2 separate regions of the Homo sapiens genome follow, and region 2 is linked to region 1. A link is a loop called in an ENCODE intact Hi-C map of the cell type or tissue named here. Cell type or tissue: endothelial cell of umbilical vein. All regions are shown on one strand. Each heading gives the region's core, and the rest is flanking DNA. Links, peaks and the distances in the headings are about the cores only. Region 1 has its middle 23 kb from the start of GNB4. Region 2 has its middle 37 kb from the start of ACTL6A.

Region 1 (16,420 bases), core at 3,108-11,107:
TTTGAGATTGAGTCTCGCTCTGTTGCCCAGGCTGGAGTGCAGTGGCGTGATCTCGGGTCACTGCAACCTCTGCCTCTCGGGTTCGAACAATTCTTGTGCCTCAGCCTCCTGAGCAGCTGGGATTACAGGTGCATGCCACCATGCCTGGCTGATTTTTGTGTTTTTAGTAGAGATAGGGTTTCATCAAGTTGGCCGGACTGGTCTCAAACTCCTAACCTCAAGTGATCCACCTACCTCGGCCTCCCAAAATGCTAGGATTACAGGCATGAGCCACCGCACCTGGCCAGTCCTACAGTCTTATATCCCAACAGGTTGTGCCAAGCTAGGAGCTTAATCTGTAAAATACTTGAGGCAGGGATAGGTTCCTTGTCTATTTTGGCTTTGGGCTAAGCAGAAGTAGCTCCTGCTCTAGGCAGCTTGAGGCAGAAAGAGAAAGAACAGTTGAATTGACCTACCTCCCTCCTTGTTCTTCTGCCAGCTGGTGTTATTCTTTTGATAGTTCTCTGGAGTTGAAAGAAATTTAGAGAGTTTGCTGGAGATGTTTTTGTGAGTGAGGTATAGCTCATGTCTATAAGTCATGCCTGCTTACTTACCTAGATTATTAAACATGGAGCAAGATGACCAAGGTGACCAAAATTTTATTGAATTACAGTTGTAAGTGGAAAAAATGACTGACTTCCTGCATGGAGAAGTATTATGTCAACCTGTTAAAAGCTATGGAAATTAAAATGTTTGTGTATATACAAAATATACATGACATGTAAGGTAAAATTACAGTGATCAATTTACAACAAAGAAATTAACAGAGTAGTTTTCCAGCTTGTTTGATTAATCAAGCAGGTTTACTCTTGAATCCATAGCATTTCTACAATTTAATTTGGACAAAGTTCTATCCCTAATCAGCCAGGTTTTAAAACTGAAATGTTAAGGGTGGATTTTTAGCTCCCCCAGGAATGGTGTGGATGATGATAAATACTTTTTTAAAAAATTAAGTATTATTGTTTATAAGACATGGGTTCCAGCTGTCTCCCTGGCTGGAGTGCAGTGGTCTGATCATAGCTCACTGCAGCCTTGAACTCCTGGGCTTAAACTATCCTCCTGCCTCAGCCTCCGAAATGGCTTGGACTACAGGTGTGTGCCAGCATGCCTGGCTAAGTTTTAAACATTTGTTTAGAGATGGGCTCACTATGTTGCCCAGGCTGGTCTTGACCTCCTGAGCTCTATAATTCCCCCCACTTCAGCCTCCCAAGTAGCGGGATTACAGGTGTGAGCCACTGTGCCTGGCAAGAATTTATACTTAGGCATAGGAGATGTTTCTGGATTAGTTAAGAAATTCTGCTATCAGTAGGAGTAGAGGTTTAGAGTTTTACCTCTTGGAAGTATACCTTGGAAGGGAGTTCTGAGATTAAATGTAATCAAACACTTACTGAGAGCTTTCTATGGACCAGGCACTACACTAGACTCTGGGGATTACAGAGGCAATTACCTGTCCTGGTACTCAAGGTGTTAATGATCTAGTGTCATTTTTCTTTAAAAAAGAAAGCACCTGCATTTTTCATCTTGAGCAAATATAGTAACTCTAACCAAAGTGATTTACTCAAGGTTCAAGTCATAGTTGTTTTGGAGAAAGTAAGTGTCAGATGCACTGTGGCTGTCAGGCACATAGTAGGCATTAAATAAACATGGTTGGTGTTCACTGAATGTGGATTGAAGGTAAAATGACTGATCTTAAGTTTTGTGAGGAATAGGTTTGCTTCATGAAACTGGTTTTTATCTTCCCAAATAGTTTTCAATCATTCATTTAAAGTGGTAGGTTGATTAATACTGCAAAGTTATGATGTAAAATGTGATATTACCTCTGTCGAACCTGTATTGTTCATGTGAATGGGAGTTTGACTTTGGGAATAAACATTGAAAATTTGCAGGAAGGACCCACCCAAATGTATAATGAAATGTGATTCCAAGTATGAAAAACCAGTGATAATTTAAAGGATCATTTTGTTGATAAAAATATATATATATATAGAACAGGTGTGGTGGCACATGCCTGCAGTCCCAGCTACCCGGGAGGCTGAGGTGGGAGGATTCCTTGAGTGCAGGAGTTGGAGGCTGCAGGGAGCTATAATTGTGCCACTGCACTCCAGCCTGGGCATCAGAGCAAGACCTTGTCTCTAAAAAACAAAAACAAGACCTGGCGCAGTGGCTCATGCCTGTAATCCCAGCACTTTGGGAGGCTGAGGTGGGTGGATCACCTGAGGTCAGGAGTTCGAGACCATCCTGACTAACATGGAGAAACCCCATCTCTACTACAAATACAAAATTAGCCAGGCGTGGTGGCGCTTGCCTATAATCCCAGCTGCTCGGGAGGCTGAGGCAGGAGAATCGCTTGAACCCGGGAGGAAGAGGTTGCGGTAAGCCGAGATCATACCATTGCACTCCAGACCGGGCAAGAAGAGCAAAACTCTGTCTCAAGAAAAAAAAAAAACAAAAAACAAAAAACAAAGGTAGCCTGAAACACTAATTCAAGCCATGATGGGAGTGGGTAGTCGGACATGCATCATAGCCTCCACTCTTTGGAATTCAGGCACAACTGACCAGCACTAACATTAAAACAGAAACCTTAAGATGGACAAAGCAGATTCTTTGTAGCAGTAAGATACCAACATGACATATAGCAGGCCCTGAAAGATCTCAAAGTATTTTGTCCTAAAATATCTTTCTTTGACATATTTTGAAATGGCCCTGCAAAGCTGTCTCTCGTGGGAAAAAATTTACATTCTATAAAGAATCCTTTTCTCTTTCTGGGTCTTTTTCCTGATACAGGAGAGAATTATTAATAACTAAGAGTCTGGCACCTTTTGATGTCTGATAGGAAACATTTACAATCTATTCTCTCTGAAGCCTGCTACCTGGGGGCTTCGTCTGCATAATAAGAATCTTGGTTTCCACAGCACCTTATCTTAACCCAGACCCTTTCTTCTATGGATTCTAGGTCTTTTAGATAAACCCTTTAACCAATTGCCAATCAGAAAATCTTTGAATCCACCTATGAACTGGAAGGCACTCTGCTCCCCTTCTCTTGGAGTTGTATCCTTTCTGGCCCAAACCAGTGCGCAGCTAACACGTATTGATTGATGTCCTATATCTTTCTAAAATGCATGAAACCAAGCTGTAGCCTGGCCACCTTGGGAAGATGTTCTCAGGATCTCTTGAGACTATGTCATGGCCATGTCCTTAACCTTTGCAAAATAAACTTCTAAACTGATTGACACTTGTCTCAGTTACTTTTTGGGTTATACCTTAAATATATACAATTTTATTTGTCAATTATACCACAATAAAGCTGAAAAAATGAGATAAATCACATATGAAAGAGTAAAGCACAAGTAGAACAAATACTTTTTTAATTGAACAAAAATAGGAGGGGCCTGCACAACAAACTATGAAAACATATTCTAAGATTATTATTGTATTGGTACAGAAATAGATAGTTGTGTCAAGTTCTGCATGACACGTTATTGAGTGAAAAAATAAGATGCAGACTAAGTTCAGTATACAAATGTTAATCACACCATAAAATAGCAATAGTAAAAAAAATTAAAAGGTCCTATGTAATTTATAAGCACATTAAAGCTTGAGAAACACTGAGGAATATGGTCCTTTCCATGAGGAGTCTAAGGTCTTAAACCTTAGGAAACCATTCTTTCCTCTCTCTTTCCACCACAGTGTTACTCATTTGAATTTCTCTAGCACCTAGTAATACAGTGCTAGTGTATTAGGCTAATGCAGTTTTAGAAAATGCAAAAACATACTAATGTTAAGATGGTTACAAGAAAGTTCTGAAAGTGACGGACGGCATCTTCTCTGCCTTCCTTATACTGAGGCCAAGGAACTCAGTCTTACGCAGCCATGTGTCACATAACAATGTTTCAATCAACTATGAACTAGATATTTCACAGTGATCCCATAGATTACAAGGAAGCTGAAAACTCCTATCACCCAGTGACATGGTAACAATGAAGTGCTGTGTTTGTGGTGATGCTGGTGTAAACAAACACTGTTGTATAAAAGTATAGCAATACAATTAGGTACATGCAATATACAATATTTGACAATGATAATAAGCAACTTTGTGGCTGGTTTATATATTTGCTACACTATACTTTTTATTGTTATTTTAGAGTATACTCCTACAACTTATAAAAAGAAAAAAGTTAACTGTAAAACAGCCCCAGCCAGGTCTTTCAGGAGGTATTCCAGAAGAAAGCATGGTTATCATAGGAAGTGACAGCTCCTTGTGTGTTATTGCCCCTGAAGCCTTCCAGTATAGATGGCAAGATGTGGAGGAGGGAGACAGTGATATTGATGACCCCAACCCTGTGTAGGCCTAGGCTATTGTTTGTGTTTGTGTCTAAGTTTTTAACAAAAATTTACAAAGTTAAAAAAAAATTAATTGAAAGAAGCTTTGAGAATGAAGATATAGAGAAAGAAAAAAATATATATATATTAAAGAAAAAAATATATATATATAATTTTTTTAATGGAGCCTCACTCTGTCACCTAGGCTGGAGTGCAATGGCGCGATCTCTGCTCACTGCAACCTCTGCCTCCTGGGTTCAAGCAATTCTCCTGCCTCAACCTCCCAAGTAGCTGGGACTACAGGCACGTGCCACCGCTCCAGCTAATTTTTTGTAGTTTTAGTAGAGACGGGGTTTTATCGTGTTAGCCAGGATGGTCTCGATCACCGTGCCCGCAAGAAAATATTTTTATATAGCTGTACAGTGTGTCTGCGTTTTAAGCTAAGTGTTACTACAAAAGAGTCAAAAAGTTTAAAAATAATTTAAAAGTATACAAAGTAAAAAAGTTACAGTAGGCCGGGCGCCGTGGCTTACGCCTGTAATCCCAGCACTTTGGGAGACTGAGGAGGGCGGATCACGAGGTCAGGAGATTGAGACCATCCTGGCTAACATTGTGAAACCCCCTCTCTACCAAAAATACATAAAATTAGCCGGGCGTTGTGGTGGGTGCCTGTAGTCCCAGCTACTCGGCAGGCTGAGGCAGGAGAATGGAGTGAACCCAGGAGGCGGAGCTTGCAGTGAGTTGAGATCGCGCCACTGCACTCCAACCTGGGCAACAGAGCGAGACTCCGTCTCAAAAAAAAAAAAAAAAAAGTATCAGCAAGCTAAGCTTAATTTATTATTGAAATAAGAAATACTTTTATAAATTTAGCGTAGCCTAAGTGTATAGTGTTTATAAGTCTGTAGTAGTGCACAGTAATGTCCTAGGCTTTCACATTCACTCACCACTCACTGACTCACCCAGAGCAGAGCAACTTTCAGTCCCGCAAGCCCCATTCATGGTAAGTGCCTTATACATGTATACCATTTTTAAATATTTTATACTGTATTTTTATTGTACTTTTTCTATGTTTAGATACACACGTACTTACCATTATGTTATAATTGCCTACAGTATTTAGTACAGTGCCATGCAGTATAGGCTTGTAGCCTAGGAGCAATAGGCCATACCTTACAGCCTAGGTTGTACTAAGCTACTCCATCTAGGTTTGTGTAAGTACTTTCTATGATGTTTGCAAAATGACAAAATCATCTAAGGATGCATTTCTCAGAATGTATCCCTATCGTTAAGCAATGCATGAGTGTAATTAGAAGTTATTTTCTAGTCACCCATAGTTGACTTTTTGAGGTGAGTAGTATTCCTCTCATATAAAAGAGCTATGGGATGCGCATGTAAAAATATACTTTGAGGAGGCAAAATGGAGAGAACTTAGGTAGCAGAATTTTAAATTTTAAATAAAGTAGATATTTGGTTAGTACACCCTTTCTGCAAGACAAATTGTCAGTGTGTACTAAGAGCATTAAAACTCTTTGACTTAGATCCTAAAGATGCACACAATGATTAATGAATGAAAATTTTGTATGTACCAATTATTTATATTAGGGAAAATTTATAAATACAATAATTATATGATTAATTAAATTATGATATAGCCACATAATAGAGGCATAATCAGTCACAAATATTATTTTTTATTTGGGAAAAACTCACTAAACGTAAAGGTAAACTCACAAAATGAAAATGAAGTATGTGCCTTTCAAAGAGAGGTAAAGAAAAAAGTTTTAATGCCAATTTTATACAAAAACATGTATATAGCAATAATAACTGAAAAAATATACCAAAATATCAACATTAGTTTTTGCTCAGTTTCAAATTATGGATAAATTGGATTAATTTATAATTTTCAATATTCACCAAATTTTCTTATAATTAACACATATTTTTTCTTTTTCTTTTTCTTTCCTTTCCTTTCCTTTTCTTTCTTTCTTTTTTTTTTTTTTTTTAAGAGACAGGGTCTTGCTCTGTTGTCCAGGCTGGAATGCAGTGGTGTGATCTCAGCTCACTGCAGCCTCAACCTCCCAGGCTCAAATGATCCTCCCATCTCAGCCTCCTGAGCACCTGGGACTATAGGTGTGTGTCACTATACCTGGCAAGTTTTTTGTAGAGACAGGGTTCTGCCATTTTGCTAAGGCTGGTCTCAAACTCCTGGACTCAAGGGATCTGCCTGCACCAGCCTCCCAAAGTACTGGGATTACAGGCTTCAGTCACCACACCAGGCCATGAACAGCTATTATTTCTATTACTAAAAGAAAACGTTTAAGTAACACCAAAATATATAGTTGGTACTCCTTGATTATTGCTTCTGATTTTATGTCTTGAGTTGGAAAAGGGAGCATACTTTTGATGGAGCATTCTAACACTTTTTTCCTACTCACTGCCACTGATTTAAGTGACCCTCCAAGGACACCAAATTCACTCTTTGAAAATGACAAAAGTTGGCCGGGCGCGGTGGCTCACGCCTGTAATCCCAGCACTTTGGGAGGCCAAGGCGGGCAGATCACGAGGTTAGGAGATCGAGACCATCCTGGCTAACACAGTGAAACCCCTTCTCTACTAAAAATACAAAAAGTTAGCCAGCCATGGTGGCACACGCCTGTAGTCCCAGCTACTCGGGAGGCTGAGGCAGGAGAATCGCTTGAACCCAGGAGGTGGAGGTTGCAGTGAGCCGAGATCCTGCCACTGCACTCCAGCCTGGGCAACAGAGTGAGACTCTGTCTCAAAAAAAACTGAAAGAAAATGACAAAAGTCTGACTACAGACATCCCTTCCCTTATTCTTCTAGTAAATTCTAGCATACAATGGTAATTCTTTCCAAGGTCAAAAGCCCATTTCTCTTACTGAAGGAATTTTTTTTTAAACTTTTGATTTTGGAATAATTATAGATTCACAGGAAGTTGCAAAGATAATACAGAGCGGTCCTTTGTACCCTTCACCCAATTTCCTCCTGAAGCAACTTTTAATTATGAATTATTTCATTTATTTTATTTTATTTTTATTTAATTTTTTTTTAGAGACAAGGTCTCACTTTGTCACCCAGGCTGGAGTGCAGTTTCATGATAATAGCTCAATGAAGGCTTGACCTCCTGGGCTCAAGCAAACTTCCCACCTCAGCCTCCCAAAGTGCTGGGATTACAGGAATGAGCTACCATGTCTAGCCAATTTGTTTTTTCTCTTATAGTTGAGATTAGTGCTGGGAAGTGGTGTCAATTCTAAAGGCAAATCCAACAGACCGTTCTGTTTCTCTATTTTGAAAACACGGAAATAACTTTTTTCTAACTTCCCGTAGTTTACCCTGAGTCACAGATGTTTGAAAAGAAATTCCAGCCTGTTATATAAGTTCTACTGCAATATCAATATGTAAATGTAACCACTTGGTTGTAGTTTCGGTTCAAGAGTGCAATTGTGCTACACTTCTCTATTATATGAAATTACCCAGCACTGGCAATTACTGTCTTTGGCTTGGAGGGTATAAAGGATGAGAAGAAAGAGGGTAGAAAAGATGATTTTTGGTTGATATAAATTAAGACTTCTTCCCTGTCCTTTTTGATTTGTTTGGCTTCGTCAGTTTGCAACACTGAGGCTTAAAAAAGTAATAATTGGCCAGTCTGCATTGGCTCATGCCTGTAATCCCAACACTTTGGGAGGTCAAGGTGGGAGGATCACTCAAGCCCAGGAATTCAAGGCTTAGTGAGCTATGATTGTGCTACTGTACTCCACCCTAGGCGACAGAGTGAGACCTTGTCTCTAAAAGATAAATAATAATAATAATATTCAATTAAGTCACATATTCTTTTTTTTTTAGTTGGAGTCTTGCTCTGTCTCCCAGGCTAGAGTGCAGTAGCACGTCTCAGCTCACTGCAACCTCCTCCTCCCGGGTTCAAGCGATTCTCCTACCTCAGCCTCCTCAGTAGCTGGGACTACAGGCACACGCCACCATGCCTGGCTAATTATTGTATTTTTAGTAGAGATGAGGTTTTACCATGTTGGCCAGGCTGGTCTTGAACTCCTGCCCTTGAGTGATCTGCCTGCCTTGGCCTCCCAAAGTGCTGGGATTACAGGCAAGAGCCACTGCACCCAGCCAAGTCACAAATTCTTGATGATGAGATTTACACCTGATTTAAATAGAGAAAACAATACATTTTTTGCTAAGTTGCTAAAGTGAAAGCACTGCAGCACTGAAGTAGCAAGAGTCTACAGTTAAGTATCACATTAGAGTACTGTGACCTGGAGTCATGTTGCCCACAGCTGTCTTAGTCTGTTTTGTGTTGCTGTAACAGAATCCCAGACTGGGTCCTTTTTTTTTTTTTTTTTTTTTTTTGCTTTTTTTAGACAGGTTCTCAATATGTCATCCCCACTGGAGTGCAGTGATGTGATCACAGCTCACTGCAGCCTCAAACTCCAAGGCTCAAGTGATCCTTCCACCTTGCCCTCCCAAAGTGCTGGAATTACAGGCATGAGCCACTGTACTTGGTTCAAGACTGGGTACCGTATAAAGAAAAAAAATCGATTCCTTATCATTCTGGATGCTGGGAAGTTCAAGGTCGAGGGGGCCTGAATTTGGCAAAGGCCTTCAAGCTGTGTCATCCAATGGCAGGAGGTGGAAGGGCAAGCAAGGGTGAGAGCAAGAGACAGAGACAGAGAGGGCCAAACTCGCTTTATTTTATTTTTATTTTTATTATTTATTTATTTTTTTGGAGACAGAGTCTTGCTCTGTCCCAGGCTTGAGTGCAGTGGCACAATCTCAGCTCGCTGCAACCTCCACCTCCCGGGTTCAAGCAGTTCTCCAACTTCAGCCTCCCAAGTAGCTGGGACTACATGCACGTGCCACCATGCCTGGCTAATTTTTTGTATTTTTATAATTGCAGACAGGTTTCACCATGTTAGCCAGGAAAGTCTTGATCTCCTGACCTTGTGATCTGCCCGCCTCGGCCTCCCAAAGTGCTGGGATTACAGGCGTGAGCCACCACACCTGGCCCAAACTCGCTTTTTTATTTTCATTTTTATTTTATTTTATTTCATTTATTTTTTATTTGTTTATTTACTTTTTTGAGACAGAGTCTCAGTCTCTCACCAGGCTGGAATGCAATGGCGAGATCTCGGCTCACTGCAATCTCTGCCTCCTGGGTTCAAGTGATTCTCCTGCCTCAGCCTCCTGAGTAGCTGGGACTACAGGTGCATGCCACCACACCCGGCTAATTTTTTGTATTTTTAGTAAAGACAGGGTTTCACCATGTTGGCCAGGATGGTCTCAATCTCTTGACCTCGTGATCTGCCCGCCTCAGCCTCGCAAATTGCTGGGATTACAGGCATGAGCCACCATGCCTGGCCCTGAACTCGCTTTTCTAACAGTCTGCACAAGTGATAATGAACACACTCCTGCAATAATGACATTAACCCATTTATGAGGGCAGAGCCCTCATGGCCTAATCAACTGTTACTTGTCCCACCTCTTAATACTGTCACAGTGGCAATTACATTTCAACATGATTTTGGAGAGGACATCCAAACTGCCTCTGGTCCACCAAAACTCATACAATATACCTTCACTCCATCCCAATAGCCCCAAAAGGTTTTAACTTGTTCTAGTACCAGCTCAAAAGTTCAAAATCCAGAGTCTCATCAAAATCAGATATGGGTGACAGTCAAAGCACAATTCATCCTGAGGCAAATTCCTCTCCATCTGTGAGCCTATGAAATCAGTAAGTTACATGCTTCCAAAATGCAATGTTGGGACAGGCATAGAATAGACGTTCCTTTTCCAAAAGGAGGAAATGGGCAAGAAAGGGGTAACTGGTCCACAGAAAATCTAAAACTTAACAGTGAAAACAACATTAAGTCTTAAAGCTGGAGAATAATTTTATTTGACCCTATATCCTGCAACCTGGGCACAACGGGGTTGAGGTTAGGCCTCCCAGTGTCTTGGGCAGCCCCACCCCATGGCTTTGCTGGGCTCAGCCTGTGCTACAGCTCTCTAGTGTTGGAGTCTTGTTCCTGCAGCTCTCCCAGGCTAGTGTTGCAAGCTGGTAGCTCTACAGTTCTGGGGCCTCAGGAGTGGCTCCACTCCCATGGATCCACTCGGAATTGCTCTAGGGGGGACCCTCTTGTAACTCTAACTCCACATTTCTGTTCATTCAGTATTGCCCTAGTAGGGGCTCTCTGAGATGGTGCTACCCTTGTGACAAGCCTCTGCCTGGCCTCCCAGGTTGTCTGCAATGTGCTTTGAAACATAGGTGGAGAAAGCCATGTCCCTGCAGCTGTTGCATTCTGTGCACCTGCAGAATTAGCACCACGTAAATACCACCAAAGTGTTTACAGCTTGTACCTTTTGTAGCCATGGATTGAACCTCACCTGGGCCTGCTTGAGTTACAGCCAGGGCAGCTGTGGAGCAGCTTTACAAGGTCAGCCTGAAGTTTCTAAAAAATCTTTTAGTTCTAATTCTCTTTTAATTATAAATCTCATCTTTAAGTCTTTTCTCTTCTCTTGCACCTTAAGTCTTTTCTACTCCCTCTTGAAGAATGTGGGGAGTACAGACCCAAGGTGGCTCTGGGCAGCAAGCCAATAGAAGGTGCTCTGAAACTATACCCTGAAGACAGTCTGCCCTTCTAGAGCTCTGAGCCTGTGATGGTAGGGGCAGCCTTAAAGATATCTGAAGTGCCTTTGGAGTCATTCTCTCACTGTCTTAATGATCCCTTCTGTATGTACTAATCACCTTAGCAAACAGTTACTTGCCAAATCCTTGGTTTACTCTCCTGAACACACTTTTTAAATTCTTTACAAGGTCAGCCTGAAGTTTTAAAAAAATATTTTAGTTCTGATTATCTTTTAATTATAAATCTCATCTTTTAGTCTTTTCTTTCCTCTTGCATCTTACTGTATGCAGTTAAGGGTAGCCACACAGCTCCTTCAATATTTTGCTTAGGAATTTCTTCCACCAGATATCACAGGTTATTGTTCTTAAATTATGTTTTCCATAAAGCCCTCAGGTTGGACAAAATTCCACCAATTTCTTTGCAACTGTCTAATAAGAATGGCCTTTGCTCCAGTTTCCAATATCTTGCTCCTCATTTTCACATGAGACCTTATCAGAATGACCTTTCTATCCATACTTCTACCCACTCTCTTATCACAACCACTTAAGAAGATTACACTGGGCATTGTGGCTCATGCCTGTAATCCCAGCATTTTGGGAGGCCAAGAGGGGAGGGTCACTTAAGGCCAGGAGTTCAAGACCAGCCTGGTCAATAAAGCGAGACCCTATCTCTATTTTTTTAATGTAAAAAATGAAAAAAAAGATTTAGGCTATCCCTATTTCTGGGGTCTTCCTCTGAGCCCTCACTAGAATTGTTCTTACTGTTCCATTCACGACACTCTAGGTTTTTTTCTATCCTGCTCCTCTAAATTCTTCCAAGCTCTGTCCATTACCCAGTTCCAAAGTCTCTTCTATAGTTTCAAGTATTTGTTTTAGCAACAGTCCCACTCTCAGTACCAATTTTCCTTCTTAGTCTGTTTTGTGTTGCTGTAACAGAATACCATAGACAGGGTAATTTATAAAGGAAAGAAATATATTTCTTATAGTTCTGGGGGCTGGGGAGTCCAAGATCAAGGGGCTCACATCTTGTGAGGGCCTTCATGCTGTGATATTTTCTGGAAGAAGACAGAAGGGCAAGCGAAGATGAGAGTGAGAGACAGAGAGGACCAAACTCACTTCTAGAACAATCCACTTTCATGATAACAAACCAACTCTCATGATGGCAACATTAAACTATTCATGAGGGATAACCCCTCATGACTTAATCACCTCTTAATGGTCTCACCTCTTAATACCATCATAATGACAACTAAATTTCAAAATGAGTTTTGGAGGAGACATTCAAATCATAGCAGTGATTCTGCCATTTATGAGTTGTATAGTCCTGAGCAACTTCCTATTACAAAACATTTCATCTGCCTGATCCATAGGGAACAGTTAGGAAATATTAGTAAACATTCCTATTGTGGCAATTACAAATAGTTAACTCACATCCTTTGAGATTCCTATCCATTTTACTAAGGTTTTGCTGTTGTTGTTTGTTTTGTTTTGTTTTTTGGGTTTTTGTTTTGTTTTGTTTTGTTTTTTGCAATTAGGGCCTCGCTCTGTCACCCAGGCTGGAGTGCAGTGGCATTATCATGGCTCACTTACAGCCTCAACCTCCTGAACTCAAGCAGTCCTCCAACTTCAGCCTCCTGAGTAGCTAGGACTACAGATGTGCACCACCACACCCACTGATATGGTTTGGATCTGTGTCCCCACCCAAATCTCATGTCAAATTGTAATCCCCAATGTTGTAGGTGGGGCCTAGAGGGAGGTGATTGGATCATGGGGCAGAGTTCTCATGAATGGTTTAGCACCATCATCCTAGTGATGTTCTCATCATAGAGTTCTCATGATATCTGGTTGTTTAGAAGTGTGTAGCACCTCCCACCTCTCTCTCTTCTTCCAGCTCCAGCCATGTGAAGACGCCTGCTTCCCCTTTGCCTTCTGCCATGATTGTAAGTTTCCTGAGGCCTCCCTAGAAGCAAAAGCCACTATGCTTCCTGTAGTGCCTGCAGAACCATGAGCCAATTAAACCTCTTTTATTTATAAATTACCCAGTCTCAGGTATTTCTTTATAGCAGTGCGAGAATAGACTAATACACCCAACTAACTTTTCTATTTTCTGTAGAAATGGGGTCACTGTCTTGCCTATACTAGTCATCTTATTCAAGAAATCTTTAAAATCAGTATCAAGTTGCGTATGTACTAGGATATTGTCGAATATACAAGACACCAAGACACACCTCTAACAAGTGATTCTATACAATCCTTGGTGCCCATTTTATTTTAAATAGTTGAAATAATCTTCTCCCAACATGTTTTCCCAGAAATTGACCAAACTTTCTGTCTGCCCCTGAAATCTACTTTTCTTCATACTTGTATTTATCTCTTACAGCCATTTAAACAATTTAACATTTTTATGTTCACTTCAGGTAGAAGTTGAAAACTATTTGGGAGAAAATCAAATAATATTACTGACTATAGCACCTCCACTTATCAGATCAAGAGCCCAAACAAGAATAATTTGATTTTATCTATACAATGGAAGCAATGCCTTAATTGCAAAGAGAAAACACATGTACACACACACACAGTCATTTTGCCAAGCGAATGGAGAAGCATTTTCCTGATTCACTAAGGTCGTCCTGTGAGCCAATTGGTTAGTTCAACTAAAAGCAAAAGAAACATGTAAGTGCAAACGTGTAAGAGCATCTGTTAAAAAAAACTCAAATTGCTATAAACTCTTCTTAAATAGCAAATATCAGAATTATATTTTTCAAATGTTCTTAAGTGCTCCAGCATCTCTTAGAAATATTGCACATTCTCAGGTCATAGAATTACAGAACTTTAAAAACATAAGTGTATACCAATTGCTATGGTTTGAATGTATTTCCCAAAAGTTCATGTTTTGGAAAACGAATCCCTCTGCCCACGTGAATGGATTAATGTCAGCTCTTCCTTGTGAATGGATTAATGAATTAATGAGAGATCGACTCTCATGAATGGATTGATGTCACTATCACAAGAATAGGTTTGTTACTGCAGGAGTGGCTTTGTTAAAAAAGCAAGGTTTGTGACTCTTTTGCTCTTGCCCTCTCATTATGTGATGTTTTCTGCAGTTACAACACAGCAAGAAAGGCCTCGCCAGATGACAGTGCCATGCTCTTGGACTTACCAGCATCCAGAACTGTGAGTGAAGCTTCTTTTCTTTATAAATTACCCAGTCTGTGGTATTCTCCTATAGCAACAGAAAACAGACAAAGACAGCAACCCTTTATTTTACAAATCAATGGTGTTCCCAATGGAAATGACTCTTAAAGGCATAAGATACATCTGGTGACTTAGTCCAGATATTCTGACCCCTGTAATAATGGCAATAACAACTTACAAGTGCATAGCTCTGAACACTTTTCCATATACTGTCTCTCTTTAGCTCAGTCTTTACTTCTCCTTCTCTCCATCATAAATTAGCTGCCATCATTCTCAAGGTCCTGGCTTTTTCTAGGAGGATCCTGGAAATAAGGATCCTCTCGGAGGATCCTGCACAGCTCTTATGTCATAGGATGCACTTCACCCCCCAACCCCATCTACCAACTACTTGATACTGTCATCAACTACAGAGGGGTTTTTGTTTCTTATCCATGTCCACATTGATAAGATAGTGTGTAAAGAAGCAAAATTCATTGTTACAAAACTCCCACAGATTTAACACTGGCCTTTTCTTGCCCATAGAATTTATCTCCTGGTCAGTCAGTCTCTACCTGATTTTCAGACACAGTAAGCATTTGCTAAAATAATTAGGACTCAATGCAAACTGATTTCATTTTTTTTTTTTCTTTTTTTTTTTTTTTGAGACGGAGTCTTGCTCTGTCACCCAGGCTGGAGTGCAGTGGCGCGATCTCGGCTCACTGCAAGCTCCGCCTCCCGGGTTCACCCATTCTGCTGCCTCAGCCTCCCCAGTAGCTGGGATTACAGGCGCCCGCCACCACGCCCGGCTAATTTTTTTGTATTTTTAGTAGAGACGGGGTTTCACCGTGTTAGCCAGAATGGTCTCAATCTCCTGACCTCGTGATCCGCCCGCCTCGGCCTCCCAAAGTGCTGGGATTACAGGCGTGAGCCACTGCGCCCGGCCGCAAACTGATTTCAAACTAAAGTTGTAGATCTTCTGAAAGACACCAGAATTCCATGAGCTCCATGGATGTAAATAAAATTAATCCTGAGAAAGAAAGTATCTTATCTTCCTCCTAGTTTTTCAAAGACAGCCAAAGTCATTGCTAATGAGCGCCTGGCAAAGTTAAACTTTTTTTCTTTTTGAGACAGGGTCACTGTCACCCAGGCTAGAGTGCAGCATTGTGATCAGAGCTCACTTCAGCCTCTACCTCCTGGACTCAAGCAATCCTTCTGCCTCAGCCTCCCAAAGTGCTGAGATTACAGACATGAGCCACCATGCCCATAGCTAAGCTTCTTTTATAAAAAACTTTTGTTTCAATTTTTTAATTGTTTTAGAGACAAGGTCTCACTATATTGCCCAGGTGGGTCTTGAATTCCTAAGCTCAAGTGATCCTCCTGCCTCAGCCTCCCAAAGTGCTAGCATTATAGGGGTGATCCACTGTGCTGAGCCCCAAACTAAATAAAAGAAATTAGATGAAAATCATAAAATAATAGGTAGTTTTAAAAAGAATGATTTAATTAATAAATTGATGCACTGTCTTTTCTATCACACTGTTTAAATGTCAAATATATTTTGCTCAATCAACTGCTCCAAAACAAAGTCGACGTGATTCACTCTGAGAGTGCATAGTTTCAACTACAACCTAAATTTTGCTCAACACAACATGAAATAAATTTATTTTTGTAAGTTTCTTATTTTATTTATTTATATTTAATTTTTTTCATTTTGCTGAGACAGGGTCTCGCTCTATCACCTAGGCTGGAGTGCAGTGACACAATCACAGCTCAATATAGCATCTACCTCCCTGGCTCAAACAATCCTCCCGGCTCAGCCTCCCCAGTAGCTGGGACAACAGGTGTGCACCACCACACCTGGCTAATTTTTGTGTTTTTTGTAGAGACGGGGTTTGGCCATGTTGTCCAGGCTGGTCTTGAACTCAAGTAATCCTTTCACCTCAGTTTCCCAAAGTGCTTGGCATTACAGGCGTGAACCACCACACCTGGCCTGCTTCTTTTAAAAATCAAGTTTCAATCAAATGTTTACTCATTGTTTTCTGTGAAATTATGGTTCCCTATTTAAATGACCTTTTTGCAATGCCATAGATCCTTAGAGAGGGAAGATAGGCATACATCAGCGAAGATTAGAAGACTAGAGGCTCATAAAGTACTTAGAGTAAAATATTAGGGTGGGTTCTCTCTTGAGTGGTGATGACGCAAGCGGTTATTATTTTCATCTGTGAACTTTGTTAAATTTTT
Region 2 (16,420 bases), core at 5,580-13,579, 54 kb after region 1:
TCTCTCCTTTATCTTAATTTCAGTTCCTTTCCTTTTCTGGTAGAGACCAAGGAGACACGTTTTATCCGTGAACCCAAAACTCTGGCACCGGTAACGGACTCGGGAAGACAGTCTTCCCTTGGTGTTTAATCACGCAGGGACGCCTGCCTGATTATTCACCCACGTTTCAGAGGTGTCTGACCATGTGGGGACGCCTGCCTTGGTCCTTCACCCTTAGTGGCAAGTACCGCTTTTCTGGGGGGCAAGAACCCTCTGACCCCTTCTCTCCGTGTCTCTACCCCTTCTCCACTTTCCTGGGGGGCAAGCACCCCCCATCCCTTCTCTTCATGTCTCTACTCTCTCTTTTCTCTGGACTTGCCTCCTTCACTATGGGCAACCTTCCACCCTCCATTCCTCCCTCTTCTCCCTTAGCCTGTGTTCTCAGAAACTTAAAACCTCTTTAACTCACACCTGACCTAAAACCTAAGTGCCTTATTTTCTTCTGCAATGCTGCTTGACCCCAATACAAACTCGACAGTAGTTCCAAATAGCCAGAAAATGGCAGTTTTGATTTTTCCATGCTACAAGATCTAAATAATTCCTGTCATAAAATGGACAAACAGTCTGAGGTGCCTGATATTCAGGCATTCTTTTACACATGGTTCCCTCCTTAGTCTCTGTTCCCAATGCAACTCGTCCCAAATCTTCCTTCTTTCCCTCCCGCCTGTCCCCTCAGCCCCAACCACAAGTGTCGCTGAGTCTTTCTTCTTTTGAATCTTCCTTTTCTACAGACCCGTCTGACCTCTCCCCTCCTCCCCAGGCTGCTCATTGCCAGGCCAAGCTAGGTCTCAATTTTTCCTCAGCCTCCACTCGCCCACCCTATAGTCCTTTTATCACCTCCCCTCTTCACACTCGGTCCGGCTAACAGTTTCATTCTGTGACTAGCCCTCCCCCAAGCAATTTCCTCTTAAAAAGGTGGCTGGAGCTAAAGGCATAGTCAAGGTTAATGCTCCTTTTTCTTCATCCCAAATCAGATAGCATTTAGACTCTTTTTCATCAAATATAAAAAACCAGCCCAGTTCATGGCTCATTTGGCAGCAACCCTGAGATGCTTTACAGCCCTAGACCCTGAAAGGTCAGAAGGCCATCTTATTCTCAATATGCATTTTACTTTATTACCTAATCTGCTCCCAACATTAAATAAAGCTCCAAAAATTAAATTCCGGCCCTCAAACCCTGCAACAGGACTTAATTAACCTCGCCTTCAAGGTGTACAATAAAAGAGTAGAGGCAGCCAAGTAGCAACATATTTCTGAGTTGCAATTCCTTGCCCCCACTGTGAGACAAACCCCAGCCACATCTCCAGCACACAAGAACTTCCAAACACCTAAACCGCAGTGGCCAGGCATTCCTCCAGGCCTGCCTCTCCCAGGAGCTTGCTACAAGTGCCAGAAATATGGCCACTGGGTCAAGGAATGCCCACAGCCTGGGATTCCTCCCAAGCCATGTGCCATCTGTGTGGGACCCCACTGGAAATCAGACTGTTCAACTCACCCGGTAGCCACTTCCAGAGCCCCTAAAACTCTGGCCCAAAGCTCTCTGACTCCATCCCAGATCTTCTTGGTTTAGCGGCTGAAGACTGACACTGCCCAATCACCTCAAAAGCCCTCTAGACCATAACAGACACCAAGCTTCAGGTAACTCTCACAGTGGAGGGTAAGTCCATCCCCTTTTTAATCAATACAGAGGCTACCCACTCCACATTACCTTCTTTTCAAGGGCCTGTTTCCCTTGCCTCCATAACTGTTGTATTGATGGCCAGGCTTCTAAACCTCTTAAAACTCCCCAACTCTGGTGCCAACTTGGACAACACTCTTTTATGCACTCTTTTTTAGTTATCCCCACCTGCCCACCTCCCTTATTAGGCCGAGACATTTTAACTAAATGATCTGCTTCCCTAACTATTCCTAGGCTACAGCCACACCTCGTTGCTGCCTTTTCTCCCAGTTCGAAGCCTCCTTCACATCCTCCTGTTGTATCTCCCCATTTAAACCACAAGTATAGGACACCTCTACTCCCTCCTCGGCAACCGATCATGCACCCCTCACCATCCCATTAAAATCTAATCACCCTTACCCTGCTCAATGCCAATATCCCATCCCACAGCATGTTTTAAAAGGATTAAAGTCTGTTATCACTCGCCTGCTACAGCATGGTCTTTTAAAGCCTATAAACTCCCTTTACAGTTCCCCCATTTTGTCTGTCCAAAAACCGGAAAGCCTTACAGGTTAGTTCAGGATCTGCGCCTTATCAACCAAATTGTTTTTTGCCTATCCACCCCGTGGTGGCACACCCATATACTCTCCTAACCTCAATGCCTCCCTTCACAACCCATTATTCTGTTCTGGATCTCAAACATGCTTTCTTTACTATTCCTTTGCACCCTTCATCCCAGCCTCTCTGCTTTCACTTAGACTGACCCTGACACCCATCAGGCTCAGCAAATCACCTGGGCTGTACTGCCGCAAGGCTTCACAGACAGCCCGCATTACTTCAGTCGAGCCCAAATTTCTTCCTCAGCTGTTACCTATCTCGGCATAATTCTCATAAAAACACACGTGCTCTCCCTGCTGATCATGTCCAGCTAATCTCCAAAACCCCAATCCCTTCTACAAAACAACAACTCCTTTCCTTCCTAGGCATGGTTAGTGCAGTCAGAATTCTTACACAAGAGCTGGGACCGTGCCCTATAGCTTTTTTATCCAAATAACTTGACCTTACTGTTTTAGCCTAGCCCTCACGTCAGTGTGCGGTGGCTGCCGCCGCCCTAATACTTTTAGAGGCCCTCAAAATCACAAACTATGCTCAACTCACTCTCTACAGTTCTCATAACTTCCAGAATCTATTTTCTTCCTCCCACCTGACGCATATACTTTCTGCTCCCCGGCTCCTTCAGCTGTACTCACTCTTTGTTGAGTCTCCCACAGTTACCATTGTTCCTGGCCCAGACTTCAATCCGGCCTCCCACATTATTCCTGATACCACACCTGACCCCCATGATTGTACCTCTCTGATCCACCTGACATTCACTCCATTTCCCCAAATTTCCTTCTTTCCTGTTCCTCACCCTGATCACACTTGGTTTATTGATGGCAGTTCCACCAGGCCTAATCACCACACACCAGCAAAGGCAGGCTATGCTATAGTACAAGCCACTAGCCCGCCTCTTAGAACCTCTCATTTCCTTTCCATCGTGGAAATCTATCCTCAAGGAAATCACTTCTCAGTGTTCCATCTGCTATTCTACTACCCCTCAGAGATTGTTCAGGCCCCCTCCCTTCCCTACACATCAAACTCGGGGATTTGCCCCACCCAGGACTGGCAAATTGATATTACTCACATGCCCCAAGTCAGAAAACTAAAATACCTCTTAGTCTTGGTAGACACAGGGTCTAAGAAGGCGACCGTGGTCATTTCTTCCCTTCTGTCAGACATAATTCCTCGGTTTGGCCTTCCCACCTCTATACAGTCTGATAACGGACCAGCCTTTATTAGTCAAATCACCCAGGCAATTTCTCTAGCTCTTGGTATTCAGCGAACTCATGGTCTTTTAAAAACTCACCTCACCAACCTCAGCCACCAACTTAAAAAGGACTGGACAATACTTTTACCACTTTCTCTTCTCAGAATTCAGGCCTGTCCTCGGAATGCTACAGGGTACAGCCCATTTGAGCTCCTGTATAGATGCTCCTTTTTATTAGGCCCCAGTCTCATTCCAGACACCAGACCAACTTGGACTGCACCCCAAAAAAACTTGTCATCCCTACTATCTTCTGTCTAGTCATACTCCTATTCACCATTCTCAACTACTCATAAATGCCCTGCTCTTGTTTACGCTGCCAGTTTACACTGTTTCTCCAAGCCATCACAGCTGATATCTCTTGGTGCTATCCCCAAACCGTCACTCCTAACTCCCTCTTAAAGTAAATAAATAATCTTTGCTGGCAGGGCTATGCTGAACCTACTTAGGCACTCTCTAATTGGATGCCCTGAGTCCTCTCAATTCTTAGTCCTTTAATACCTGTTTTTCTCTTTGTCTCATTCCATTCTTTTTTAATTCATACAAAACCATATCCAGGCCATCACCAATCATTCTATATGACAAATGTTTCTTCTAACAACCCCGCAATATCACCCCTTACCACAAAATCTTCCTTCAGCTTAATCTCTCCTACTCTAGGTTCCCAAGCTGCCCCTAATCCCACTCGAAGCAGCCCTGAGAAACATCGCCCATTCTCTCTCCATACCACCCCCAAAAATTTTCGCCGCCCCAACACTTCAACACTATTTTGCCTTATTTTTCTTATTAATATAAGAAGACAGGAATGTCAGGCCTCTGAGCCCAAGCTAAGCCATCATATCCCCTGTGACCTGCATGTACACATCCAGATAGCCAGTTCCTGCCTTAACTGATGACATTCCACCACAAAAGAAGTTAAAATGGCCTGTTCCTGCCTTAACTGATGACATTACCTTGTGAAATTCCTTCTCCTGGCTCAAAAGCTCCCCCACTGAGCACCTTGTGAACCCCCGCCCCTGCCCACCAGAGAACAACCCCCTTTTGACTGTAATTTTCCTTCACCTACCCAAATCTTATAAAACGGCCACACCCCTATCTCCCTTCGCTGATTCTCTTTTAGGACTCAGCCCGCCTGCACCCAGTTGATTAAAAAGTTTTATTGCTCACACAAAGCCTGTTTGGTGGTCTCTTCGCACGGACGCGAGTGAAAGAAGGCATATTTACAGTCAGTATAAATATTGACACGTACTCCTTTTGCAAGAGTGAGGGCCTGAGTTAAGGCAATGAGTTCGGCTTGCTGAGAGATAGTGGAGCGGGGAAGAGCAATAGCCTCAATAATAGATGTGGAAGATACTATAGCATAGCCTGCCTTTGCTGGTGAGTGGCGATTAGGCCTGGTGGAATTGCCATCAATAAACCAAGTGTGATCAGGGTGAGGAACAGAAAAGAAGGAAATATGGGGAAATGGAGTGAATGTCAGGTGGATCAGAGAGATACAGTCATGGGGGTCAGGTGTGGTATCAGGAATAATGTAGGGGCCAGCCTAAAACAGTAAGGGCAAGTTGTTTGGACAGAAAGAGTACAGGGCATGGTCCTGGCTGTTGTGTAGGAATTTTGACCACACAGCTCTGTATTTTGGCTGTGTGTAATGAAAAGGGTTGGGATGAGTTAGGGAGAGCTAGTGTGAGAGTAGCTTTTAGGGCTGTTTTTAAGGAAGGGAAAGAGGAGTGGTGAAAGGATTTAGGATCTATGGGGTCAGCTAGGTTTGCTTTTGTGAGTTCATATAATGGTTTAGTCAGGATGGTAAAACTAGGTATCCAAATGTGGAAGTACCTAACCATGCCTAGGAAGGAAAGGAGCTGTTTCGTAGAAGGGGTTGGGGCTTGGGAGATTAGCCGGACACTATCAGCAGGGAGAGCACGTGTGTTTTCATGAAGAATTATACCGAGATAGGTAAGGGATGAGGAAGAAATTTGGGCTTGATTGAAGTAATGGGGGCTGTCCATGAAGCCTTGCGGCAGTACAGCCCAGGTAATTTGCTGAGCCTGATGGGTGTCAGGGTCAGTCTAAGTGAAAGCGAAGAGAGGCTGGGATGAAGGGTGCAAAGGAATAGTAAAGAAAGCATGTTTGAGATCCAGAACAGAATAATGGGTTGTGGAGGGATTGTGGAGGGAGGTATTGAGGATAGGAGAGTATGTGGGTTTGGCACCACGGGGTGGATAGATAAAACAATTTGGTTGATAAAGTGTGGATCCTGAACTAACTTGTAAGACTTGTCTGGTTTTTGGACAGGTAAAATAGGAAATGGTAAGGAGAGTTTATAGGCTTTAAAAGGCCATGCTGTAACAGGTGAGTGATAATGAGTTTTAATCCTTGTAAAGTGTGCTGTGGGATGGGATATTGGTGTTGAGCAGGGTAAGGGTGATTAGGTTTTAATGGGATAGTAATGGGCGTGTGATTGGTTGCCACGGAGGGAGTAGAGGGGTCCCATACTTGTGGGTTAAGGTGGGGGGGATATGAGAGGAGGATGCAAAGGAGGCTTTGAACTAGGGAAAAGGGCGGCAATGAGGTGTGGCTATAGCCTAGGAATAGTCAGGGAAGCAGATAATTTAGTTAAAGTGTCTCAACCTAATAAGGGAGCTGGGCAGGTGGGGATAACTAAAAAGGAGTGCATAAAAGAATGTTGTCCAAGTTGGCATCAGAGTTGGGGAGTTTTAAGAGGTTTAGAAGCCTGGCCATCAATACCCACAACAGTTATGGAGGCAAAGGAAACATGCCCTTGAAAAGAAAGTAATGTGGAGTGGGTAGCCTCCATATTTTAATTAAGAAGGGGACGGACTTACCCTCCACTATAAGAGTTATCCAAAGTATCTGTGATGGTCCACGAGGCTTCTGAGGTGATTGGGCAGCATCAGTCTTTAGCCACTAAGCCAAGGAGATCTGGGAAGGAGTCAGTCAGAGGGCCTTGGGCCAGGGTTCCAGGGGCTCTGGGAGTGGCTGCCGGGTGAGTTGGCCAGTCTGATTTCCAGTGGGGTCCCACACAGATGGCACATGGCTTGGGAGGAATCCTGGGCTGTGGGCATTCCTTGGCCCAGTGGCCAGATTTCTGGCACTTGAAGCAAGATCCTGATGGAGGAGGTCCTGTAGGAATGCTTGACCACTGTGGCTTAGGCATTTTGAAGTTTTTGTGTGCTGGAGATGTGGCTGGGTTTTGTCTCACAACAGAGTCAAGTAATTGTAACTCTTCTCTATTATTGTACACCTTGAAGGCGAGGTGAATTAAGTCCTGTTGTGGGGTTTGAGGGCCAGGATCTAATTTTTTGAGCTTTTTTTAAATGTCGGGAGCTGATTGGGTAATAAAATGCACATTGAGAATAAGACGGCCTTCTGACCTTTCAGGGCCTAGGGCTGTAAAGTGTCTCAGGGTTGCTGCCAAATGAGCCATGAACTGGGCTGGGTTTTTATATTTGATGAAAAAGAGCCTAAACGCTAACTGATTTGGGAGAGGTCAGATAAAGAAAAAGGAGCATTAACCTTGACTATGCCTACAGCTCCAGCCATCTCTTTAAGAGGAAATTATTGGGCAGGTGGGGGAGGGCTAGTTTCGGAATGAAACTGTAAGCTGGACCAGGTGTGAGCAGGGGAGGGGACAGAAGGATTATAGGGTATGGGAGTGGAGGCTGAGGAAGAATTGGGACCTGGCTCGGCCTGGCGAGGAACAGCCTGGGGAGGAGGGGAGAGGTCAGATGGGTCTGTAGAAAAGGAGGATTCAAAGGACTCAGAGCTTGGGATGCAGACTTAAGGAACAGACAGGAGAGAAAGAAGAAGGATATCGGGTGAGTCGCATTAGGAGCAGAGACTAGGGAGGGACCAATGTGTAAAAGAATGCCTGGACGTCGAGCACCTCAGACCCATTCGCCCATTTTTTGACAAAATTCATCCAGGTCTTGTAAAATGGAGAAATCAAAAGTGCTATTTTCTGGCAATTTAGAACCATTATCGAGTTTGTATTGGGGCCCAAGCGGTGTTGCAGAAGAAAATAAGATGCTTAGGTTTTAGGTCAGGTGAGAGTTGAAGAGGTTTTAAGTTTCTGAGAACACAGGCTAAGGGAGAAGAAGGGGGAATGGAGGGTGGAAGGTTGCCCATAGTGAAGGAGGCAAGCCCAGAGAAAAGAGAGGGTAGAGACACGGAGAAGGGGGTGGTGAGCAGCCCTGGGCTGCAGTGTGGGTGAGCAGCCAAAGCAGGCAACCCCGCAATTGACTTGCCACCAAGGGAATGTGGGTGAATGACCAAGGAGGTGTCCCCGTGGTGATCAGACACCAGTGAAATGTGGGTGAATAATCAGGCAGGCGTCCCCGCAGGGATTAAACACCAAGGGAAGACTGTCTTCCCGAGTCCATGACCAGCGCCGGAGTTTTGGGTCCACGGATAAAATGTGTCTCCTTTGTCTCTACTAGAGAGGAAAAAGAACTGGAATTGGAAGGACAGGGAGATTGAAGGGTAGCGAGAGAGGCTGGAGAAGAGAGTGAAAAGACCACTTACCTGATTTGAAATTGGTGAGATGTTCCTTGGGTTGTTTGGTCTGACGACCCCAGTTCACAGGTGGATCTCCTCATGGAGTGAGGGTGAGGACAGGGGACCGGTCTCCCGAAGGAGTCCTCCTGTCCTGGGTTTCGGCACCAAATGTCACACGCGTCTGTGTGAAGAGACCACCAACAGGCTTTGTGTGAGCAACAAGGCTGTTTATTTCACCTGGGTGCAGGCAGGCTGAGTCCGAAAAGAGAGTCAGCAAAGGGAGATAGGGTGGGGCCGTTTTATAAGATTTGGGTAGGTAAAGGAAAATTACAGTCAAAAGGGGGTTGTTCTCTGGCGGGCAGGGGCGGGGGTCACAAGGTGCTCAGTGGAGGAGTAGCTGAGCCAGGAGAAGGAATTTCACAAGGTAATGTCATCAGTTAAGTCAGGAACCAGCCATTTCCACTTCTTTTGTGATTCTTCACTTGCTTCAGGCCATCTGGATATATATGTGCAGGTCACAGGGGATATGATGGCTTAGCTTGAGCTCAGAGGCCTGACAGACACCAGGCACAAGAATGTAAAATCATTTGCCCCAGATTGTATAGCTAGAAAATGCAGAACTGGGATTGTTGCCTTTCTCTACCCCACTGTCACTGAAGATAAAACATACTGCACTTCAATTTGCAGAGATATGATCAAATATCCCTCAGAAGATTCTGATGTCTAAATGAAAATAGGAGTTTCTGGGCCAATAAAGCTGAGGGCCACACTTTGGACCCTGGAAGGCCACCCTGAGTGGTCTGCTTACCTCTCTCCTGTATGTCTCTATTTTATTCTCTCTCTAACTCAACACTGTCTTTGTTATCTTTATTGCATAATATCTGAACCGTGCTTCCATGCCAAGGCTCTGTCAAGTTATAATCTAGATTGAGTTTTCTTAGTCTGGTTGTATAAACTCTGGAAAGCAGAACAAAATTTTCCTCTCTCTTTTTCTCATCAGCTAGCTCCTTAGATGAAAAATAAATTTCAGTATTACACACCTAGGAGATCCTCAATAAACAGTTCTGAGCTATAGGAAAATTCTTTTTGGCACCATTCCCAAAATTAACAGCAACAAAAATTAATTTTATATATGAACGGTACAAATGGACATTGTAGAATGCATTAGGAGGCTTAAGAGAGCAGAGAGAACATTCTGTGAACTGCTCCCCAACCCCAGGATAAGACTGTGCATTGTTCTGGGAAAAGGGTCTTTAGCAATTAAATAGTTAAACCTCCAGTGAAAGCAGGCCACAGCTGGAGAGAGTGTTTATAGTGCAAGGCAGGAAGTATGGAGTCAATGACTTCTGCTGGCAGGAAGGGGTGGAGGGGAAGGGGGAGGGAAAGAAAAGCAGGATGCCGGGAAGGAGGATTCTTAGTTGTTCTCAGCCTGGAAGACGTTCTCTCTCAATTTGAAGCCAGATATTGGCCAGAAAACTCCCATTGCTACAGAAAGGATGAAAAAGGTGCTGAGTGCAGACAGAGTGAAGCCAAAGTTGGGAGATGCAGGCGTTGTGCCCAGAATACAGTTGGAACTTCCAGCATTTGAATGGAGCAACACAAAAGTAGGAATTGAGATGCTTAGACATCCAGAAATACAGTTGAGAAAGCTTTCTTAAATAATAATGATATTTATTTAGCAATTTTACATGCCAAGAGCTGCACTAAATGTTTTATATTCATTATCCCATTTAATTTTCAAGAATCCAATGAGAAAACTCTCTGTTTTAGAAACTATTCCTCACTTTACAAATGAGCAAACTTGAGGCTTTACAAAGTTAAATAGGTTTCCCAAAGTATAAATTCAAATAGTTTGCTCCTATCAAAATACAAATTTCAAAAAGTTAAAACATGATTTTCATACAAATATATAGTCTAAGACTTACCTACTTCATTTGTGACAAAACCAGCTGGTTTAAAGAGGAGGATAGAAGATTGCTGATAAGTGCGTGTGTGTATGTATGTGTGTGTGTGTGTGTGTGTGTGTGTGTGTGTGTGTACATGTCACCAGTAGAAGAAAAGAATGCTAGATAAAATTGCAGAGTTATATAGAGAACAGAGAACTGACTAATGTCCCACAGAGCAATAAAATCGAAATCTTGGCCAGGCGCAGTGGCTCACACCCGTAATCCCAGCACTTTGGGAGGCTGAGGCAGGTGGATCATGAGGTCAGGCGATCGAGACCATCCTGGCTAACATGGTGAAACCCCGTCTCTACTAAAAATACAAAAAATTAGCCAGGCATGGTGACACGCACCTGTAGTCCCAGCTACTCAGGAGGCTGAGGCAGGAGAATGGCGTGAACCCAGGAGGCGGAGCTTGTGGTGAGCCGAGATCGTGCCACTGCACTCCAGCCTGGGCAACAGAGTGAGACTCCATCTCAAAAAAACAAAAAACAAAAAAACAAACAAAAACCTTTAAGATTCTTTTTTATTGGACATAAAGCATTTGACTCTCTATATGACAAAAAACCAATTGTGACTGATTAATTTTCTAAATGTCCACATCTAATTTTAAAGACAATCAACCCTAATCAATAAAGCATAGTAGATCAAACAAAATGACATCCCTAGGTGATGAGTGGTTTCAGGTGGACTTAGACAATGTTTGCTATGGCCTGAATGTCATCCCCTCAAAATTCTTGTTTTGAAATCACCAATGTGATGGTTATTAGGAGATAAAGTCTTTGGGAGGTGATTAGGTCACCAGGGGAAAGCCATCATGAATGGGATTAGTACGTTTATAAAAGAGGGTCCCAGGGAGCTGCTTTTCCCCTTCCACCCTGTAAGGATACTCTGAGCAGGTGTCTTCTAGATACTGAATCTGCCAGTGCCTTGATCTTGGACTTTCCAGCCTATAGAACTGTGAGAAATACATTTTTGTTGTTTATAAGTTACTCAGTCTAAGGTATTTTGTGATGGCAGGCATTAAGGACTGAGACAATGTTGTGTACAGCACTATCGAATGAAGCTTTCTGTGATGATGGAAATGTTCTATTGCACTGTCCAGTGATGTAGCCACAGGAACATGTAGCTGTTGAGCATTTGAAATGTGACTAGTATGCTGAGGAGTTGAATGTGAATTAATTTAAACTGAAGTAGTCACATGTGACTAGTGACTCCTTTGTTGAATGATGCACTGTATGACTTTGAAAGAGCACAGTCTGCAGAATAGCCAGGTGATTCATACCCACAGTAAATGTTGGGAAGAACTGTTGTACATGATACTGACAAAGGTAGCTGTAGACCACATTTTGAGAAATACTGCTCCACTCCCTGCTCTTACAGAATCCACTTTCAAAAAACGCAAACGTGGTATTATCAATCCCACTTAACGGGACAGAAGGTCAACTGCTGAAAGGCAATATAATTAGTCAGTGGTCATGCAGTTTGGTTATAAAACAAACTGAAAGCAGCTTGTCTAGATCCAGTTGATTGTAGCCCAGAATTGCCAGATCTTGCAACTTTTCAGAAAACTCCACAAATCTGAATTTTTATATAAGATATTCTCGGATTTTCAAAATCCTATGTAGACCAAACAAAATGAGTTTTGAATCCTGATATAGTCCGTAGGCTACCAGTTTCCAACCCCGGTACAAAGATTACCCTGCTGCTAGGCCAGACGCGGTGGCTCACACCTATAATCCCAGCACTTTGGGAGGCCGAGGCGGGCAAATCACCTGAGGTCAGGAGCTTGAGACCAGCCTGACCAACATGGAGAAACCCCATCTCTACTAAAAATACAAAATTAGCCGGGCATGGTGGCACGTGCCTGTAATCCCAGCTACTTGGGAGGCTGAGGCAGGAGAATCGCTTGAACCCGGGAGGCAGAAGTTGCAGTGAGCCGAGATTGCACCATTGCACTCTAGCCTGGGTGATGAGAGCAAAACTCTGTCTCAAAAAAAAAAAAAAAAAAAAAGATTACCCTGTTGTCTCTACAAGGAACTGAGGACAGGGGTTTGGCCTTTCCAGATCTTTCCAGGCAGAATCAAAGGCTTCTCGCAGCACTTGTTAGTATGGCCCGTTCAATGTTCAATGCTGTGAGAAGAAAATTTCTGTTATTTATAAATCACCCAATCTAAGGTATTTTATTACAGCAGCCCAAATGGACTGCTTGTCACATATCCCTAAAAAGTTATTTACATGCCGTCTTTCCAACTAGATTGCAAGTCCCTGGAGAAGAGGCACATACTCAGCTACCTATTGTCAGCATAACACCTGAAAAACAGAAAGCATTTAATATATCTTAGTTAAATGAGTGCGCATGAAAATTAGAAGCTTAAACCAGGCATAGCGGCTACACCTGTAATTCCAGCTCCTTGGGAGCCTGAGGCAGGAGGATTCCTTGAGCCCAGGAGTTCAGACCAGCTTGAGCAACACAGTGAGATTTCCCCCCAAAATAAATTAATCAATTGAAAGTTTTTTAAAAAAATCAGAAACTGGCCGGCCTCAGTGGCTCCCACCTTTAATTCCAGCACTTTGGGAAGCCAACAGGGGAGGATTGCTTGAGGCCAGAAGTTAAAGACCAGCCTGGGCAACATAGCAAGATCTTGTTTCTACTAAAAGTAAAAAAACAAATTAGCTGGGCATGGTGGTGCACGCCTGTAGTCCCAAATACTTGGAAGGCAGAAGCAAGAGGATTTCTTGAGCCCAGAAGTTTGAGGTTGCAGTGAGCTGTGATACACCACTGCACTCCAACCTTGTCTCTTAAAAGAAAAAAAAAATCAGAAGCTTAAATAGGATGGCGATGGGCCAAATGAATTTATTTCCTTGTTGTTGTGTTGTTGTTTTTAAACAACAAGATAGCAGATCCCATTTCTAAAATAAATAAATAAATAAACAGAAAAGTACAGAGTCTTGCTATGTTGCCCAGGCTGGCCTCCAACTCCTGTTCTCAAGCAATCCTCCCACCTCGGCCTCCCAAGTAACTGGGACTGTAAGCACCACATTACTCAACCTGGCTTGAGTGTAGGTTTAAAAACTGTGATGGGGTTCCTCCTTGATCCATAATGGTTTATTTATTGCTGCCACAAATAAAAACATACATGTTAAATGTGTACAGTTATAAAACTTACCCTTATTTATTTATTTATCTATCTTTAAGACAGAGTCTTACTCTGTTGCCCAGGCTGGAGTGCAGTGACGCAATCATGGCTCACTGAAGCTTTGAACCCCCTGGACTCAGGTGATCCTCCCACCACAGTAGCTGGGACTACAGGTATGCACCACCAGGTCTGGCTAATTTTTTTATTTTTAATTTTTTTGTAGAGATGGGGGTCTCCCTATGTTGCCCAGATTAGTCTTGAACTCCTGGGCTCAAAAGATCCTCCTGCCTTAGCCTCCCAAAGTGTTAGGATTACAGGCACGGGCCACCACACCTAGCCAAACTTACCTTTTATTTATATAAAATATACAACTCATACAATGTAACATCTGTCCAGGTAGAAATATGTCAATTAACCATACCGATTGATAGGCCTAAGTATTATGTCTTAATTAATTTTTAAAAATCACATACTTTCCAAGGAACATGATATATTCCTATTTTGAACAGATCCAAATTTTTCCCATGCTGACTTTTGAGGTAAACTAGGTCTTTCTACTGACTTTACCAAAATTATTTTTAAAATATACCTAGCACCTTCTCACATTTTTTCCCTGGGGGCAGAGGGAAACTGTGGTGTAAAGAGAAGTCTACATAGTTTTTTTTTTTTTTAAACAAATCCAGTCATTAAAAGCGGAGCTGCAGAGACAAGAGTAGGGAGCTCTTTTCTGTACTGTGAAGTTTGGTTCTCTCTGAAGTAGAATTTCATCAAACTGAATGTGTTATGCATTTTAAATATATTTGAGGCTAAAAGGGAAAAATAAGTATGTTGTTCTTTCTTGTAGGCTTGCCTTTAGATGTGTCTGGTCACTACCTTGGAAACCCTTACAAATGGCAACTGACGTCAAGAAAAGAGAAAAAACACTGCTGAGGGCACACGGTGCATGCATTATAGATGATTCTGAGGACTGAGGCTTGTGCCAGCACTAAGTGGCTTTAAGATGAGCATAAGCAATCTTCCATTTCACAAACATTCTTCATAAACTGTTTAAGGACTTGGAGGTCTGAAAAAACTTCTTTGAGTTTTTAATTTAAGCAAGGTGACGATTCAGTTATTAGCTTAAGTGTTCTGTCCCACCATAACTGCCAAGGTCATTAAAATGTTTGGCACTAATATATCTCAAAAACAAGTGGAAGCTGCACCCTTGTTTTGAATATAGTTTATCCCAATATTTTATTATGAAAAAATTCAGACAGATAGCAAGTTGAAAGAATTTTACAGTGAACAACCAATATACTCATCACCCAGATTCTTCTATTTTCAATATACTCAACTGGCCTTATCATATGTCTGTCTGTCTACCATGCATCCATCCATCCATCCATCTATTCTTTTATCTATATCTTAATCCATCCACTTTTGATGCATTTCAAATAAATTGCAGACATGAGTTCACTTCCCCTGTAAATATTTCAGCATGCATATCACAACTAGAATTCAGTATTTGTTTATAGGTTTTCTTTTGTTATAACATCTACATATAACATCTACAATGAAATGTACAAATCTTAAGTGTACATTTGCTGTTTTGACAAATGGTTAGTCTCAGAGTGTAGTGGGCTAGTTTTTCTAGATTTATGGTCCTTTTTTTTCTCTAGGGTCTCCACACATATTATCTTTTTCTTTTTTGAAAGGGAGTTTACTTTCTAGAGGTGTTTTAGGTTCATAGCAAAACTGAACAGAAAGTACATAGAATTCCCATACGCCCCCTGCACCAACACCATGTACAGCCTCCCCCACTGTCAACATCCCACACCAGAGTGGTATATTTGTTACAACCACTGAACCTACATTGATATAGTCCATAGCTTACATTAGTGTTCAGTCTTGGTGTTTTACATGCTATGGGTTTGAACAAATATATAATGATATACATCCACCATGGTAGAATCCTACAGAAGTTTCATTGCCTTAAAATTCTCAGTGCTTTGCCATTCATCCCTCCTTCCCCTGGTAACCACTGATCTTTACTGTCTCAATAGTTTTACCTTTTCTAGAGATCATATAGTTGAAATCAAACCTTCCCCTGGGAACCACTGATCTTTTTATTGTCTCAATAGTTTTACCTTTTCCAGAGATCACATAGTTGAAATCGTAGTTGAATTTGCATTTAACAAGTTCGGAACACTCTTTTTTTAGAATCTAAGAAGTGACGTTTCCGAACCTATTGACCTTTTATAAGAAAATATGAATATCCAGCCCTAAAAACTAGAAACAAGCTATCTGTAAAAACGCTTTGTGATGTGTTGCTTTATATCACAGAATTGAACCTGTGATATAGGTTTTCAGATTGACTTCTTTCACTTAGCAATAGGCATTTAAAGCTTTTCCCATGTTTTTCATGGTTTGATAGCTCATTTCTTTGTAGCACTTTTTTGCATTTCTTTTTAGCATCCCCTTATCTGGACGTCCTACAGTTTATTTATTCAGCTACTGAAGGACATCTTGATTGCTTCCAATTTTTGGCAATTGTGAATAAAGCTGCTATAAACATTCATGTGCAGGTTTTTATGTGGACGTAAGGTTTCAACTCATTTGAGTAAATACCAAGGAACATGATTGCTGGATTATATGGTAACAGTAGGTTTAGTTTTGTAAGAAGTTGCCAAACGCTCTTCCAAAGTAGCTGTACCATTTTTCATTCCCGCCAACAATGAATGAGAGCTCCTGTTGTTCCACATCCTTGTCAGCCTTTGGAGATGTCAGTGTTTTGGATTTTGGCCATTCCAATAGCTGTGTGGTAGAATCTCATCATTGTTGTTTTAATTTGCATTTCTCTAATGACATATGATATTGAGCTCCTTTCCATATACTTACTTGCCTCTGTATATCTTCTTTGGTGAGGTATCTGTTCAGGTCTCTTGCCATTTTTTAATCAGGTTATTTGTTTTCTTATTATTGAGTTTTAAGAGTTCTTTGTATTTTAGTTAATAGTCCTTTATCACATATATCTATTGCAAATATTTTCTACCAGTCTGAAGCTTGTCTTCTCATCCTCTTGACAGTGTGTTTTAAAAAGTTATATTCATTTTCCATTAAACAATTAGTCTGTTCAACTGAGGGGAAAACTTGGTAGAAAAGAAGATTCCTGCCATCATGGAACCTACATTTTAATGGAAGAAACAACAATAAACAAATACATGAATAAACATATAATAGGTATTTACGTGGAGTTACTTGCTGGAAAGAAAATTAAAACAAGG

The links. Hi-C counts contacts between places; a loop is a spot of excess contacts. Peaks named below come from ENCODE experiments on the same cell type or tissue, not always from the same donor. Only the 100,000 strongest peaks of a DNase experiment are listed, where the experiment ranks them.
Region 2: a loop joins it to region 1, with 4 times the contacts of the local background. A loop is called at or near these places in 3 of 110 quality-filtered maps.

Annotation. Positions count from the first base shown.
Region 1 is chr3:179,466,026-179,482,445 of GRCh38, forward strand. It overlaps a transcript of GNB4 not described here. Among named protein-coding and RNA genes, the nearest start is that of GNB4, 23 kb to the left of the region's middle. In endothelial cell of umbilical vein, for the core only: no CTCF peak of the experiment used is centred there; a DNase peak (open chromatin) is centred at 7,706; H3K27ac peaks cover 1,101 bases.
Region 2 is chr3:179,517,716-179,534,135 of GRCh38, forward strand. It overlaps a transcript of GNB4 not described here. Among named protein-coding and RNA genes, the nearest start is that of ACTL6A, 37 kb to the right of the region's middle. RefSeq lists an enhancer at 9,108-9,658. In endothelial cell of umbilical vein, for the core only: no CTCF peak of the experiment used is centred there; DNase peaks (open chromatin) are centred at 9,446 and 9,996; H3K4me3 peaks cover 387 bases; H3K27ac peaks cover 1,347 bases.